Linked DNA regions of Homo sapiens: region 1 is linked to region 2. The links are chromatin loops, found by intact Hi-C in ENCODE. Cell type or tissue: PC-9. All regions are shown on one strand. Links, peaks and the distances in the headings refer to the core of each region. The heading gives the core; the rest is flanking DNA.

Region 1 (8,786 bases), core at 221-8,220, 770 kb before region 2:
ACTGTGTACATTATGACTCATCGTTCCTGATTTTGAATAGTAGATTATTTTAATTCAGTGTCAGCAAGTTTGCTTTCAAAAGTACTTTGACACTTAAGTTTTTTAAATTAATGTGAATTAAAACATGTCCCCATGAGTTTTATGGACAACCCAGAGATTATTAGAGACCTTTTAGAATATTGTAAATTAATACAGGGAGTAATAATGGTAAGAAAAATATTTATTCATGTATAGAACAAATATTAAGTTACCAACTTTATTAAAATACTATGGTTTACCACAGAAGATAAAACATTCATGGTCCTTGCTTTCATAGAATTTACATTGTAGTGATTACATCATTAATTTAAAGATACTGTTGACTTTATTGGAAAGCCCTAAGGGTAGTGTGCTATGTTTAGTGTGAAGCATAGTTTTTTTAATGATAAATTGTAAAACACAAAAACAAATAGTTAATATTTTTTAAAGTATTTGTTCTTGTTAGATAATGAATACAAAATTGGTTTCTTGTGAGTTTAACGGAGAGAAAAATCCTCTTTTTGAGTGAGGTGACCTTACATCTTTCTTTTTTTCTTTGAGATGGCATTTCCTTCTTGTTGCCCAGGCTGGAGTGCAGTGGCACGATCTTGGCTCACTGCAACCTCCACCTCCCACGTTCAAGCGATTCTCCTGCCTCAGCCTCCCAAGTAACTGGGATTACAAGCATGCACAACCGCGCCCAGCTAATTTTGTATTTTTAGTAAAGACAGGGTTTCACCATGTTGGCCAGGCTGGTCTCGAACTCCTGACCTCAGGTGATCCACCCACCTCAGCCTCCCAAAGTGCTGGGGTAGCAGGCTTGAGCCACCGCACCCAGCCACATCTTTTTAACCTTAATATGTACGTTGTCTCCTTTGAGAGCACAGACTCACTTGGAAACATTAATTTTCAAGAGGGCTGAGTATATTCATTTTTATGTATATATACACACACACACACACACACACACACACACACACACACACACAGAGTAATAGAAAATGATGAATTCTACTAAATCATATCCAGCTTTCATAGAGGTAATTAATATTGTGATGGTGATATTGGCAGTGAAATAATGCATTTCTAAATATGTGACATTTAAAAAGAGTGCCCAGGTCTCAGAATGAAACCTAATGAACTCATATTGAGCAAACACGATGTTAATGTAAGAATAAAGACAATTAGAAGAAATATAATAGGAAAATACATGAAGACATGTGAGATGTGTGCATGCACCTGTACGTGCAACTTCAGTTGGCTAAGATGGTCTAAGATTAATACACTCAGGGAGTAGGAATAGATAAGACATTATAAAATATGCTGTCTAAACATGTTTGAATCACTCTAAGTGCCAAGAATTTCTTTTGGGACTGGTGGTAATTTATGAATAAATATAAAAGGTCGTGAGAAATAATCTCTCTCTAACTTTGCAGATTAGGAAGCTGCATTACATTTGTTATCTCAAAAATTTAGGAACAATTATTCAGTGGGGTAATCCAGGCCTCTTGTTCCTTTTTTCCTTTTTTTTTTTTTTCTTTTTTGAGTCAGAGTCTTGCTCTGTTGTCCGGGCTGGGGTGCAATGGCGTGATCTCGGCTCACTTCAATCTCTGCCTCCTGGGTTCAAGCAACTCTCCTGCCTCAGTCTCCCCAGTAGCTGGGATTGCAGGTGTGTGTCACCATACCCAGCTACTTTTTTTTTTTTTAATGCTTTTAAGTTCTAGGGTACATGTGCACAATGTGCAGGTTTGTTACATATGTATACTTGTGCCATGTTGGTGTGCTGCACTCATTAACTCATCATTTACATTAGGTATGTCTCCTAATGCTATCCCTCCCCCCTCCCCTCACCCCACGACAGGCCCCGGTATGTGATGTTCTCCTTCCTATGTCCAAGTGTTCTCATTGTTCAATTCCCACCTGTGAGTGAGAACATGCGGTGTTTGGTTTTTTGTCCTTGTGATAGTTTGCTGAGAATGATGGTTTCCAGCTACTTTTTGATTTTTAGTAGAGATGGGGTTTCATCGCGTTGGCCAGGCTGGTCTCGAACTCCTGACCTCAAGTGATCTGCCCACCTCGGCCTCCCAAAGTGCCAGGATGACCGGTGTGAGCCACCGTGCCTGGCCCATTTTTCCATTTTTGATCAGTTTACTTCTCAAGCTTTGTACTTGGAATTGTACTCTATGTGCCTGAAGATGCCCCTAATAAATGTAATAATGTACAGGTATGTCCAGTGCATTTTCAGTACTGGCTGTATTTTGAGGTACAGTGTTACTTGATTTTAGACTAAAATGACATCCTCAACAAGGAATTTTATGTCATTGATAACAGAGCTCTTACATAATGTAAATGACAGAACATTCCTTGGAGACCATCTCATAGAACTTTTGATTTAACAAAGCCTAAGCTTGTTGCTATTCATTGCTTAGTACAAAGTAGATCTTCACTGTGGCTGCTTCTTACATTGCATACACATAACCTTGTTTAAATTCCAAGATCTTTCTTTATATTTTTTAAATGAAGGATTTCTCTAGATTAATTCATTACTATTTTTCTTGATAAATTATATAGGCAGGTAGAGAAACCATTTGTTGTATTAAAACATTGTAGCAACTAAAACTAGTTATAAATTATAATGTCTTACATAAGTGAAAAATATATTTGACAAAAATGGTAATACTAAATGTATTGTGCTTAACTTTATTTAGTGGGGACTATGAGCATTATACAGTACCATACATAATTATCTTATATATTGCTAACCTATATAAATGCCAGTATGATAAAGCACCTTTTGTTCTATTAGTAACTAAGTTTGGCTTAAGTGGAAAAGATCCTCTGTAAGTTACTTAGCCAGCAGGCGATGCTAAAACTTATAACTCAATATTTAGGATTGACATTTGAACATAAAATATTTTTCCAGGGAAAAATCTATTTTTTTCCTAGAGACAGAAATCTTTAGTTGTTTTCTTTAAGCAGATGATACGTAAGCCCAAGGCGGTGCTTAACCCATAAATTACAGAAGGGTCACATTTTGGAAACTTTAGCTATTTTGTATCCCAGTGGGATAGTCTTTGGTTTTATTACCAAAAGGCTTATGTGTTGACTCATTTCCTTTACCAGTATGACAATTTCCTGCACACATGTAATGCTTTGGGGAAGATTAGAATATGTTAACCAAGATGTTTTAATGTGTTTGTTTTCATTAGGAATCTTAAAATTTCAACCATTTTATAGCCTAGCTTGTTATCCATAAATAATTAACTTGGGTTGTCTGACTTTAGTTGTTCTAAAGCAGATCTATTATTATACAATATTAGTTTCCCATAATCTGCAAATAATGTCTTTTAACTATTCTGGGTTGTATGCTTGCATCTTTAACCATAGGAAGCCTATTGCATGCACTAGATGATTGAGTGACCTGGTGGATTTCTTGTTTTGTTTTCGATTTTTTTTTTTTAATACTAACCAGAACATGTGTTTTTTAATTGTGAATAGTACTTTAGCTTTAGCTATTCATAGAATGTATTTGCTTGACTAACTTATGGCCTTTTTTGCTAATGCTTCATGGTTGTCCTACAACCATTTAGGACGCTGCATTGGGATACAGATCCATCAGTTCTTCAGCTTCACTCAGATTCCGATTTGGGGTATTGAATAGATTTTTTACCTTCCCTGTTTTATAATGAATTTGATTCTTTGTGAAACTGTCCTAATTTTATTTTGCTTAAGTTTATAATATTGTATCACGTAGTAAGGACAAGAGTTATATTTTACTGTGACACCTCATTTATCCAGTATCTTTAGTGAAAGAATATTCTGTGTGATGTTCTATGTACCCTGAGTCCATTTAAGTGTCCAAATGTTTAAAATTATTTCTATGTTTTTAATACAAGTTTTGTAGGATGTATTAAAAAACTTCTCAGACTTCTTCTAATATTCTACATGTAATTGAACCTTTTCAGGGTTACTTGATATGAATATTAATTTATTTTTCTGTATTAAAATTCACTGATGATTTCTAAGATTTTGAGAATAATGGAGATGCTGGTCCTTACACTGTTCATTCATTCATTACTATTTATTCATGAATCTAGAATAAAACTATTCATGAATCTAGAATAAATAAATGAGTGAATGAATGGATTAATAGATTATTCATAGAATGTATGGATGAATATTCTTAATATAATTGTCATTGAGCCCCTAGGTTAAATAAATAGGTTCTTTTCTTTCTTCCTTTTATTTTTGTTTTGTTTTTTGCTTTTTTTTTTGGCATATTTTCTTAGTGAAACGTTAGAAAACTAATGCTTTATAGTTTCTGTATGTCTCTTTTTTAGAGTTTTAAAACTTGTTCTTTTAGAAGTTAGTGTTGTAAGCTGTATGTATGGTTTTTTAATTTTGTTGACATAGAGATAAGATTATCCATCCATTCATTCATTCAGTTATTTATTCTAGATTCTAATGCAAATTATAAATGTTTGCTGCTGCCATTTTGCCTGACTCAGATAGCCCTTTTCCCCTGATAATTTACAGCTTCAAAAACATATGAATATACCTTTTGGAATTGTGTCTAAAGTAAGGTAAATAAGCCTTGATTTGAGGCATGTAAGAAAAATATATGAGTTTCTTGTACTTGAACTGGAAGCCCTCTGTAGTGGCCACACTGAGGCTTCCCCCTCCTGCCTCCCATTGCTTCCTTATTTTCAGTAAAAGTGGCTTTTGGATAAGTGAGGTATTACTTCCCTACCCACCTCCTCCTATAAAATCTTGGAATATTTCGTTTGTTTAGTATTATGGTTTTTTCTGTTAGACTCTGTATGCATTCAAGTTGGTAATTGATTCCTAATATTGTTGGCTTGACGATTTTTTTCCAGCTATGTGAGTGATTTACTTTTTATATAATTTGCATCTTAAAAATCAGAATATAAAGTTTCTTATTTCAAATTTTATTCTTAGACTTCTAGATTACTTCAGATTACTTAAATTGTCCACTTAATTCTTTGACTATACTTTTTTTTTCCCTTTCTTTTTTATTTCTAAACTAGAAAAGACATTAAAAAATTGTTATGGCCCACATTTTGGAACATTAATTTTTAAAATGTACTAATTTTATTATACTTTATAGTACTTTGTTATGCTTTATTAGATTGTATAGGACTTGGATTTAGTTACTAAATAGAACTGAAAAGAATATTTATATAAGAAAAAAGTTATATTACCAGCGATAGCCTGCTTTATATTCTGAAAGTTGCAGCAGTGTCTTTATTGTATATCCTTTTAAGGCAGCTTCATCACTGAGAACTTTTTTGGGAGTCTGGAAGCGTACTTTATTTGGTTTAGGATTTAAACATCTAATAAAACCAATAAAAGATCTCCCAGATAGCTAATAAAATATATTTTTCTTTTGGTTCATTTTCCTCAGCCACAGCTCTCTTCCATTGTCAAAAAAGAATGTATACCCTGTATTTCTAAACAGAAGTGACTTTAGTAGATTTATGGTATTCAAAAGATCTGTCACTTTAGTCTAAGTGTAGAATATCTGGACCTTAGTTTCTCCATAATGTGAATCAAGGACAGTATTGATCATGCAGAGATTAGAGATTTAAAAGTTTTAAATATTTCATTTTAAAGTCCAAATTGATAGTGTAATTCTCAATTTCTGCCAAATATAAGTAGAAAAAAAGCTTTCAACAGAAACCTGTTTTTCAGTCGTAAAGCTGAATTCTCCTAGTGGCACAATCAGCTAAATGTGGTCTGAGTGATATCTAGTCTGATTCTTAAAAAAAAGTCCAGAAAGAACCATATCCCAGCTGAAACCAGTTCTTACGACAACCTTATTCAGTGGTCCACTCTGAAGTTCCTATTCTCTTACTTCATTATTGCCCGCACATTTGTTCTAAAAAAATGAAATTACTTGCCTTTTTAAAATGAAAATAAAAACACTGAATGATTCAGAAATATCTTTTGCTTTTGCTACCTTCTCATTCTTTTGCTAAAATAAAGCCAATTTATTGTTAATCTAAAATTTCTTGAATAAAATGGATTGAAATTACAATGTTGGGTGCAAATGACTGTTTAATTCTTAATTTTTGAAAATAACATGGTTTGATGTAGTTAAAATTGTGTTGTTTGTATTTACTTAATTTAGACGAGGACCTATTAAACTTGGAATGGCTAAAATCACGCAAGTCGACTTTCCTCCTCGAGAAATTGTCACGTATACAAAGGAAACTCAGACTCCAGTTATGGCTCAACCCAAAGAAGGTGAATATCTATCCTTAGTATAATTGTCATTGAGCACCTATGTTAAATACATAGATTCTTTTTTTCTTCCTTTGATTTTTGTTTTGTTTCTTTTTTGCTTTTGTGTTTTGGCATGTTTTCTTAGGGAAACATGAGAAAACTAATGCTTTACAGTTTCTGTATTTATGTCTTCATTTTTTCGAGTTTTAAAACTTATTAGAAGTTAACGTTGTAAGCTGTATGTGTGGTTTCTTAATTTTGTTGACATAAATTTAAGTCTTTCAGCCCTTATTTTGTCATTAATGTATACTGCTTTTAGAAGCCAAAAAGCTTAAGAATTTTCTGTTTCTGTCATTGAGCATAATTCTTCCCCAAAAGAGAGTGGGTCCCATAGTAAACAAAGTCATGTAAATTATTTCTGAAAAGCATACTGTACCCTGATGTTATTCATACTAATGAACAAATCTAGACTTAATTCTTAAATTTTCTCTTTTATGATATAGGGGCTCTATTTTGTTGATTAGTTAGTAGCCTGTAATTTGTGTATAGTATGGGGACGTATGCACAGACCTATTGAATGTGGAGACCCTTTGGTTCTTAAACCAGAAAGCATTACAAATAGCTAACGATTCAAGCATAAAGTACTACGATCTCATTTTCCCAGTGAGGCTAATGAATTTATATCATACAAAAAAAAAAGATTTATGTGAGATCCCTAATACACTTCACAGTGTCTTTTCTGAAGCTTTTGGGGCCATATATATATTAGAATTCCAAGTTTTTCAGATTATGTAAAAGTAATAAAATATATGTATTATATGTTAACACTCTAGTAGTATTTTGGGCATTAATATTTTGGCAGCAAAACATATGAACATACTAAGTGAGATAAGTAATGATTATAAATAGCTTTACCTCTGACTTTACCATGTCAGAGTTTACCACCAAATGAGTTATGGATTTTAGAGCTGTTAACAATTTTGGAATAGAAATTTTATCAGATGTTTAAATTAATGTATTTTTAAATTTTTAATTAAATTACCATGTTTCTCCATTAAGGAAAAACAAAAGTTATATTCATTGCAGAAAGCCAGGAAATACAGGTAAGCAAAAGTGAGGAGAAATCCTTGAAATCCCTGTCTACTACCAAAGAAAATCTTTAAATTTTCATATTTGCCTAAACCTAAAAAAAAGTTAGGATTGTGGCCGGACGTGGTGGCTCACACCCGTACTAGCACTTTGGGAGACCAAGGCAGGTGGATTGCTTAAGATTAGGAGTTCAAGACCAGCCTGACCAACATGGTGAAACCTTGTCTCTACTAAAACTACAAAAATTAGCCGAGCGTGGTGGTGGGTGCCTGTAATCCCAACTACTCTGGAGGCTGAGGCAGAAGAATTGCTTGAACCCGGGAGGCAGAGGTTACAGTGAGCCAAAATTGCGCCACTGCACTCCAGCCTGAGCGACAGAGCAAGACTCCGTTTAAAAAAAAAAAAAGAAAATTAGGATTGTAACTATTTACAACCTTTTGACTTAATAGTAGATCATCACAGACACTTTTAACTACTCTCCTTTTGCTGCCCTCTGAGGATGGAAATGAAATAAATACATTAAACTTTTCCTTTCAGTCTTCTCAAAAGGAGGCAACATTATGATACACATATAATTACACTTTCAAAATTTTGAGGAAATTGGTATAACATTTTTGTTCAAGTATTTTCTTTTTTTTTTTTTTTTTTTGAGATGGAGTCTTGCTCTGACACCCAGGCTGGAGTGCAGTGGCGCCATCTTGGCTCAGTTCTCCCACCTCAGCTTCCTGAGTAGCTGGGATTACAGGCGCCTGCCACCACGCCCGGCTAATTTTTTGTATTTTTAGTAGAGATAGGGTTTCACCATGTTGGCCAGGCTGGTCTCGAACTCTTGACCTCAGGTGATCCACCCACCTCGGCCTCCCAAAGTGCTGGGATTACAGGTGTGAGCTACTGTGCCCGGCCATGTCCAAGTACTTTTTACTTGACCATGTAGATGTTCTGTATGTTCATTTTTTTCATTCCTGCTGTTCCATTGGTTGGTAAGATATCTTTTGTAGATGCAAGATCCTCATCCTAACAGAAGAAACACACTGATGGTAAACTTGCTTGAGACACAAGCAACTTTTTTTAAAAAGAAAGAAAGTATGGAGCTTTCAGTATGAGAATACTAATACTGCAGGATTCTGTAATTTCTAGAAAATATTATTTTGTTAACTAGTATATTAATTTGGTGAGTATTATTATGTCTGCCTTTTAGGAGCTACGTTAGTAGATATGTTAACTCAGAAAGTGACCAGAATAACCAAAACGAAGGCACAGTGACTCATTTAAAAAAATAAATTAGGCCTTTTTCTTCATCTGATAATTTGGAGATTGTATTTTTAGTTACACTACCATACTTACTGGTACAATGCATCTTGGATTTTTTCAAATATAAAGTATTCTGAAACTATTTTGAGTAATGCCTATTATATCTATAGTTATATCCAGTT
Region 2 (8,786 bases), core at 591-8,590:
ATTCAGAAAACCATCACAGTAACTCCTAACAGAATTGACCTCCGCCAGAAAACAGCGTGTGGGGCGCCTAGTGGGATATGGTGAGCATCCCTCTGTCTTGGTGGGATCCCCCTCAGTTTCCCACCTCCACTTCATGATGACTCTATTGTCCTGAGGAGCCACAGGGAAGATGACAGGAGTGCTGGGCAAAGGGAAGAGGGTCTGTCAAGTGTTTTTATAACATGTTGATCATCAATGGGCATTGGGGGGATTGGAGAGCTAGGGAACATGTTGGGTTTTTTCCACTGCAATAATGGATCTTTTAAGAAATATGTGTTTGATTTTATTCAGCCTCCAGGTTAAATCCTGTTTTGAATATACTGCTAACCCCGCTGGTTATAATCCTTCAATATGTAAGTACCTAGTACCTTTAAAATATGTCTACTTTCTGTCTGCCAGGTTGAAAGTTCTGCATAAATCACAGAAAAATAAAACTGCAGTGGCCAACATGGGTCTGTCAATTCTGGTGTAAAGAATTAAGTGTATGTTTTGTCTCCCTTTTAATCAGGAGGGCACAGCACCGTGAGGGAGGAAAAAAACTCCACTTGGTCGCCATTTGAGTTTTCCAGAGCAGATGGTTTAGGACAGAATGGCTTGGAAAAGTACTTATTTGCTACCACAACCATTTCCTCCATTTCTGTCTTTGAAAAGCAGTGTGGAAAATTGATTTTGTGGTTGTGAGGTGGTGGGTGGTGGCTGGTGGTTGTGAGGTGGTGGGTGGTGGCTGGTGGTTGTGAAAGGGCAACGGCAGGAGCCAGAGCACAGCACAGAGTCACTGCCAGGCTGCCTTCTCTTCCCCACGCCCCTCCCTCCCGGAACACCCGCCCTGTGTTCCCAAGAGCAGGCCCCTAGGGAATTTGCAAGCCGGCCCTGAGAGGTCAGAGACCTGGTCTCTGCTCCTGGTTTCAGCTTTGATACTGACTGACCCACAGGGCAAGTCCCTTAACATATGAGTTTGCTTTCCTGTCCGTTCAGAACAATGCCTAGTAGTCATTAGTGCATACAGTTGTGCTGGAGATCAACTGAGAAGACATGAAAAGCACTTTGTCATTTATTAGATACTGTTCTGCTTCCTTTTTTTGTAATTCAAAGTAAGATTTTTTTAAATTTTTGTGGATACATAGTAGGTGTATATATTTATGGGGCAACACAGGATTTTTGACAAGAATTTTGACACCGTTAATGATACTCTTAACAATAGTGGCCGTCGTAAGCTCTCCTCTGGCATGTTTTAATAGCAGCCACACTTCTTCAGCTGTGAGTCACCTGACCCCTGGCTCCAGAGTCAAGGCCAGGGGCATAGGAATTCCAAGAAAATCTTTTCTGCAAAGAGGAAGTGAAAAGAATGAGGAAATTCTCAACCCGGGTCCGGCCATGGTCCTGGCAGTTTGGGATTCTAGTGTACTGTATCTGCCACCAAGGGACACTTTGTGAAGAACAAGGTCATTCTGTCCTTTCATATGGTTGTCAGCCTTTACGATACTATGAGGTAATGAGTCCTCTGAAGTGTTCTCCCTGTTATCTAAAGTAGTAGTTTTCTTTATTTAAAAAGATGTCCCTTATAATATTCCAGAATATAACCTAATTCAAATAACCTAAAGTTGTTGCTTGAAACAGGAAAAAATAGCCACATAAGGACTAGGGTTTGCAATGGTGAATCCTCTCACACGTCACAGCTCTGTTCTTAGCTGTACTCTAATTCTTCTTTAACTTTATATGAAGTTTTATATAACACTAATGAATGTATCCACTAAGACAACAGAATGAAGATACTGACCTGTGATAAAGTTCAGTGAATTATGAAAAGGGACAGTTTAAATAAATGTACTGTCTTTAATTTTTTTTAAGTCCCCCTTCACCTGATTCTCAGTGTCATAAGCTCAGTTAGCCTTCATCTTTCCAGATTTCGAGCTGTCTGCAGGTGGTTTCTCCGTCTCCCCTTCTGTGGGGTCGTCTCCTGCTGTGTGGTCTCTCCATGGGACCTGCAGACCTTGCACGAAGCATTCTTAGAGTGGATGGATTATGACTTCGTGCACAGGGGGAGCTGTGGCCTTTTGCTTTGCTTTTTGATGCAGCCGGCATTTTGTCGAGTGTAGAAAGCAATTCTTTGTGTGGCTTTTAATGACAAGAAAATGTATACTGTGACTCTTCAGGATCTATCATCCTTTCAGTATCATTTGTGTTATTTTTACCCAAATGCCATACCTTACACTAGCCCACTTGGATAATGGGCCCTTTGCCAGTGTTTGGAATGAATTAGAGAGACAAGGAGAAAACAGTGATTCTTTGACTAGGCAGCCAGAGAAAAAGGGGAAACATTTTTATTCTGTTCTGATGGCCATTTTTTCAAACCACTCTCAGTTTGACTGTAGATGTGAAATATCATCAGAGCACTCCTTGACTTCCCCCAAATTAATCACCTATATAAAATACAGACTTTCTCCTAGCTGTAGCACAGCATTTGATGCCATGTGTATTACTTTTATGTTATGTAGCTACTCCATTAACCAAGTGTTTATGGATGGCCTTTTATGGGTGGAACTTTCCTTTGAAGACATTCAAAGAACATTTGCTTTCATTGCTTTTACTTCCACAGTAAATTCTAAATGAACTAAGACAGAACTTCTACAAAGCTACATAAGTTAATACATCTAAAATCTTCTCCCAGTAGCCAAGAATGTGAGCTTATTGTTTGACTGGGCTATTTTAGCTCAGCAGTCCTCAGATGTGGTGTTCCATACATATAGATATCTATAATTGAGCCGTAATGAGTGTTCTACTTGGCTTGCCCCTCAAGCAGTTAGCAAAGGTGGCCTGCAAAGATTTTAAGATGATGTGGACTGTCTGGAGGGTTAGGGAAGGTTAGAGTGAATTTGGCAGATAAACGGTTTTCCTGCACCCACACCTCCCATACTTTTGCTGTGAGGGGCACTTTTGCTGTGAGGGGCACTCAGCGTGTGAGCCTTTATCTGGTTCATTGTGAAGCTAGCAGGTCACTTATAAATGGATGATGTCAAGGCTGCAGAGGCCTAAAATGGGGGAGCATTCCATTTGGCAGCTGTGACATTTAAGAATTCTCCAGATGGACACAAAAATTACTATTGAAACTGTCAGTGTTTCTAAATTTTGTTCTGAATAGCTCACATTCAGCATAAGAATGTCACATCGTGTGTGTGCGCATGTGTGTGCAAGTGGGGAACCAGTTACTGCCACTTCTGTTCATCTGTTCCATAAATCATATGTCTATCAGGTGTTGTGCTAGTTGCTGGGGACTGTGGTGGGGAATAAGACTGATGTGATCCTTGTCCTCGGCTTTGCCCCACTGTGGGAGACAATCAGGAAATCACAGCGTAGTGGGCTTAAATGTAGAGACTGGAGAGATGGAATACTCTAGGATCGCGAAGAGAGGCCAGGACAGGCTTCCTGGAGGAGGTGAGGTCCAAGCTGAAATCTGAAGGGGAAGGGAGGGCTTAGCCAAGCAGGCCAACACTGCTGGGAGGTGGAAGGGAAAAGAAGGGAAAGACAGCTGGCTGAGGGAAGGAGTGACTCCTGCGGTGGTTAGGAGGCAAGTGAGACCTGGGCATCTAAGACCCTGTAGAAAGCAATCGCCTTTTGTGTTTGTGATAGAGACTCAGAAGCTGGTGCTGCTTCTGTCCCTCTCAGTATGACCCCAAGCCTCCCCAGAAAAGGTCTCTTCCAACTCTAAAGTGAATATTAGAATGTGAGTTATTCATTTTCTGTGTTTTCTGTAGCAGATTTTTGTCCTGGAGATTGCCTTCTCCAGCCCTCTGCACACTTTGGTTTGCTTTCCCTTTTGATGGTTAGTGACTGCTTAATGAATGTAAGTAATTTAAGTATTGGCCCATGAAAAACAAAGTTAGCAGCCACATCTAATGAACCAACAAAGAATGCGTTCTGAAGTAAAAAAATGAGATTCTGATCATCCACATCCTAGCTTCCCTCCAGGTTCCATTAGTGTAGGTTATCAAGAACAGGCTGTGCCTTCTAGCCCAGTGCAAGGTAGGCAGTTTGGTTGTGGGAGCTATATTATGCTGACCGACAGGCCCTCCATCCACTCAAAAATATATAATTTACCTTGTAATTCTTTTTTATCTTTATTATTATTTTTTTGAGAAAGTTTTGCTCTTGTTGCCCAGGCTGGAGTGCAATGGCATGAATTCAGCTCACTGTAACCTCTGCCTCCTGGGTTCAAGCGATTCTCCTGCCTCAGCCTCCCGAGTAGCTGGGATTACAGGCATGCGCCACCAAGCCCAGCTAATTTTTGTATTTTTAGTAGAGACAGGATTTCACCATGTTGGTCAGGCTGGTCTCAAACTCCTGATTTCGGGTGATCCACCCACCTTGGCCTCCCAGAGTGCTGGGATGCCAGGCAGAATTCACTGTGCCCATCCTCTTTTTTATTTGTTAAGGTAAAGGTCTCATCCTACTGTCGAAAGACTTCTCCATCTCTAAAATATATTATTCCTCTGTTTAGACAACTATCCTTTATCAGTGCTTCTTAAAACTTTAATACGTATAAGAATCATCTGGTGATGCTGTTATTAATAAAGCAGATTCTGCTTCCGTAGGTGTGACTGGGCCTGAGGTTCTGCATCCTCACAGGCCCTCAGGAGATGCTGCTGTTCTAGAGATCTTTCCCAGATAGCAAAGGCACGAGGCCACTTGAATAAGCATTGACTGGTTTAAAGGGAGAAAATCAGTTTAGGTGCTCGGGGGAGTGTTGGGTTCCTCTGCTTATCGTTAGTATTCTGTGGGTTCATGAACTTCAGCCAGAAACTGATTCTTAATAACTGCTGCTGCTGAAAGGTTTTAACTTATTCTTGAGCTCCCCCAGGTGGCACAATGAAAATTTAACTTTGAAACATTGTTAACAGCAAAAGGAAGGAAAAGACAGCTTGATTTGAACCATCACAATTGTGCAAATGCATATTACCAGGAAATATGAAGAGAAACAATGGCAATGTTTTCTACAAGGAATTAAAATCTTAAAAGGAGTTCAACATGCTTGTGGCTGGATTGTGCATGAATGCACTTACGTTAATATGATTTTAATTTTATCTAGCAATTGTGGGCACACTTGAAGCTGAAAAAGAAAGAAGAAAATCTGGGCTATCCTCAAGAGTTCAGTTTCGAAACCAAGGTTCTGAGCCCAAATATACTCAAGAACTAACTCTGAAGAGGCAGAAACAGAAAGTGTGCATGGAGGAAACCCTGTGGCTACAGGTGAGGGCTGCAGATGGTCACATCTGTTTTATGAAGAGGACAGAAAAAGGTTATATGGTGATATACAGATTTCTGAAATTTATTCTGGCAACCTCTTAATCAATACAAAATCATTGTTTTGGAATTCCCCAATAGCATGTACACCCCACTTAACTCTGACTGCATGCTTTTCATGCAGGATAATATCAGAGATAAACTGCGTCCCATTCCCATAACTGCCTCAGTGGAGATCCAAGAGCCAAGCTCTCGTAGGCGAGTGAATTCACTTCCAGAAGTTCTTCCAATTCTGAATTCAGATGAACCCAAGACAGCTCATATTGATGTAAGTCTCTCTGACTTTCATTTTGCCAAAGTTTTTTTGCCATTTATGATGCTAAATCAAATGTCTTTGAAGGGAATAGAACTAGTGATTTGCTTTAAAGGCCATTCTTTTGTGTTAATATGTTTTTAATGTACGCAAAGTTAGAGAAGACTTGTTTCCCAAATTAGCAATAAACATAAAAACATGAAATACAATTTGGGGCCAGAGCGTATTTTCCTTCTTCATTTTTGGCCATTATAACCTATCGAGACTATAAATGGTAGAGCTTATATTCTAACACTGTTTCTCCTTTAGCTGTACATAGAAAGAAAAATACATTGTGTTTTACTTACCATTGAGAATACTGAAATGTAGAAAGCAGTGTGTTGCTAGTCAGAACATTAAAATCAAGGAATATCAAAATTCAGCAAAGCAAAAAAGTATTATTAGCATACAGTAGTCATTTAGTGCCTAATATAGCCTAAGTCATCTTTGGAAGAAAAATGTGTATTAGATGGCCTGTGGGATACCTCATATGAGGTGGGGTCTGTTTGCTAGGGGTTTAGGATGGTTAAGGTGCAAGGTTAGCCCGGGCAGCTATGACAGCTTGATTTGGCATTATGTTCTTGCTTTCAAAATCTAATTGATGATGAACGGGTGTGGTGGCTCATGCCTGTAATCCCAGAACTTCGGGAGGCCGAGGCGGGCAGGTCACTTGAGGTTAGGAGTTTGAGACCAGCCTGGCCAACATGGTGAAACCCCGTCTCTAGTGAAAATACAAAAGTTAGCGGGTATGATGGAGCATGCCTATAATCACAGCTACTCAGGAGGCTGAGGCAGGAGAATGCCTTAAACCCGGCAGGTGGAGTTGCAGTGAGCCGAGATGGCACCACTGCACTCCAGCCTGGGCAAAAAGAGTAAGACTCTATCTCCAAAAAAAAAAAAAAAAAAAAACAACTAATTGATGATGAGTGTCTGTCCACTATGGGGCTGCTGGTACTGGTGCCTTACTGAGGCAGCTTTGCAGAAGTGAGTCCTCACTGTCTCAGGAGCTGATGCTTACATCTGCATATTGTCAATCATTTTTGTCACCAAATATAGTTCCTTATATTTCTGTATACTTTTATGTACTTTTATTATTATCATGTTAATATTACTTGTGTACATTCCCAGCTCCATAGCTAGAGATGATTTTCTATTTATCGGTGTGATTATCAAGAACCCATTGGCATGGTGCTAGTATGCTGTTTGCTTACCTGACCTTAAGCTCTCTGTTTCGTCATCTCTACAATGGAGATCATAATAATAGTATCTTTTTAGAGGCCTGTTGTGAGGATTAAATGAGTTAAGATATGTAAATCGAGTATTATAATCGTTGGTATCATCATTATTATTGATACTTCTTATAGTAGCCCTATAAAGTTAGAATGGTGGTATCTCCACGTTACCTATGATGAAACTTGGACTCTGAAAGGTTAAGTGACTTGCTAGCTAAGTAAGGGGTAGAGCTGCGTTTCAAACCCAAATCTGTGTGGCTGCTGGGTCACACTCTTCTATACCACACTGCCTCCATGCCCTGGTCAAAGTGTTCTTCAAACACAATTTTACTAAAGGACAGAATGGAAATTTGATGTGTGGCAAAGTACATTTAAAGCTTGAATTCTGCATTGGTAATTGTCACACAGGGAAATGAACTGTGTGGAATAGCCAGTCACCTACATCGATGCCTTCCTGAGTCCTGAATGGTGTAAATTGACAATAGTTTTCGTTTTCCTACAGGTTCACTTCTTAAAAGAGGGATGTGGAGACGACAATGTATGTAACAGCAACCTTAAACTAGAATATAAATTTTGCACCCGAGAAGGAAATCAAGACAAATTTTCTTATTTACCAATGTAAGAATCGTTGTGTAGCACTAGCAAAAATGATTCTGGCTTCATGGTGGCTTTGTGTTAAGAAAGTTTACTGGAAACGTATTGAGGACTTTGCCTTTTTGTTCTTGTTTTCTTATTTTTAATAGTCAAAAAGGTGTACCAGAACTAGTTCTAAAAGATCAGAAGGATATTGCTTTAGAAATAACAGTGACAAACAGCCCTTCCAACCCAAGGAATCCCACAAAAGATGGCGATGACGCCCATGAGGCTAAACTGATTGCAACGTTTCCAGACACTTTAACCTATTCTGCATATAGAGAACTGAGGGCTTTCCCTGTAAGTATTGTTAGAGACCAGCTGAGAGGGGAAAAAAATCAACACTGTGTGGCAAATGAGTGGATTGTGACCTAGCGTGTGTTTCTTTTACAGGAGAAACAGTTGAGTTGTGTTGCCAACCAGAATGGCTCGCAAGCTGACTGTGAGCTCGGAAATCCTTTTAAAAGAAATTCAAATGTAGGTGATGCCTTCATATACTGTATTTTACTGTTTTAAATACCATTGCAGTGTCTGTATGCATGGCCTGTGTTAACAGCTATTTATGTTTTTTTAGGTCACTTTTTATTTGGTTTTAAGTACAACTGAAGTCACCTTTGACACCCCAGATCTGGATATTAATCTGAAGTTAGAAACGTAAGAGTTACATCAACCTCTCCATTCAGAATTATTTCATGAAAATATGGGCAGTCAATGAATTGGCCCTGATCTACCTCATAAAAGAAGTCTAATTGTAGTGAGAAAACTGACTGGTAAAATACAACCCTATTGTTTCCTTTTCATTTTCAGAACAAGCAATCAAGATAATTTGGCTCCAATTACAGCTAAAGCAAAAGTGGTTATTGAACTGCTTTTATCGGTCTCGGGGTAAGTGTTTGTGTTTAGCATAACAAATCAATGTTTGAAAGAACCATTTACAATCCTCATTAAAACTGGTGTTTTTTAATTTGACAGAGTTGCTAAACCTTCCCAGGTGTATTTTGGAGGTACAGTTGTTGGCGAGCAAGCTATGAAATCTGAAGATGAAGTGGGAAGTTTAATAGAGTATGAATTCAGGGTAAGTTGGAGCAGTTGGTCTTTTCATTATACCAAAAGCTGACATATACTAGGTATGGTCTTGAGTATGTCATTTTAATAAATCAGCAATATTAATAAGCATTGTAAGTAAATCATGAGTTAAAAATTAGTTTGCCAGCTTTTAAAGAACATACTGGCTTATAGTAAAAATTTTATCCTCCAGGATGGAGAACAATTGTCACTGTTCAGAATCCAGT

Evidence for each region. Peaks named below come from ENCODE experiments on the same cell type or tissue, not always from the same donor. Only the 100,000 strongest peaks of a DNase experiment are listed, where the experiment ranks them.
Region 1: a loop joins it to region 2, with 4 times the contacts of the local background. A loop is called at or near these places in 7 of 110 quality-filtered maps.

What each region holds. Positions count from the first base shown.
Region 1 is chr2:171,709,159-171,717,944 of GRCh38, forward strand. DYNC1I2 (dynein cytoplasmic 1 intermediate chain 2) reads left to right here. Exons shown (of 18, transcript NM_001378.3): 6 at 3,609-3,668; 7 at 6,170-6,285. Among named protein-coding and RNA genes, the nearest start is that of DYNC1I2, 26 kb to the left of the region's middle. In PC-9, for the core only: no CTCF peak of the experiment used is centred there; no DNase peak of the experiment used is centred there; H3K27ac peaks cover 527 bases.
Region 2 is chr2:172,479,660-172,488,445 of GRCh38, forward strand. ITGA6 (integrin subunit alpha 6) reads left to right here. Exons shown (of 26, transcript NM_000210.4): 10 at 1-80; 11 at 331-392; 12 at 5,123-5,283; 13 at 5,462-5,605; 14 at 7,364-7,479; 15 at 7,605-7,794; 16 at 7,888-7,971; 17 at 8,069-8,148; 18 at 8,302-8,379; 19 at 8,467-8,569. The region is part of intron 3 of PDK1-AS1 (PDK1 and ITGA6 antisense RNA 1); the gene reads right to left. Among named protein-coding and RNA genes, the nearest start is that of ITGA6-AS1, 18 kb to the left of the region's middle. In PC-9, for the core only: CTCF peaks have their summits at 4,901 and 5,107; a DNase peak (open chromatin) is centred at 1,332.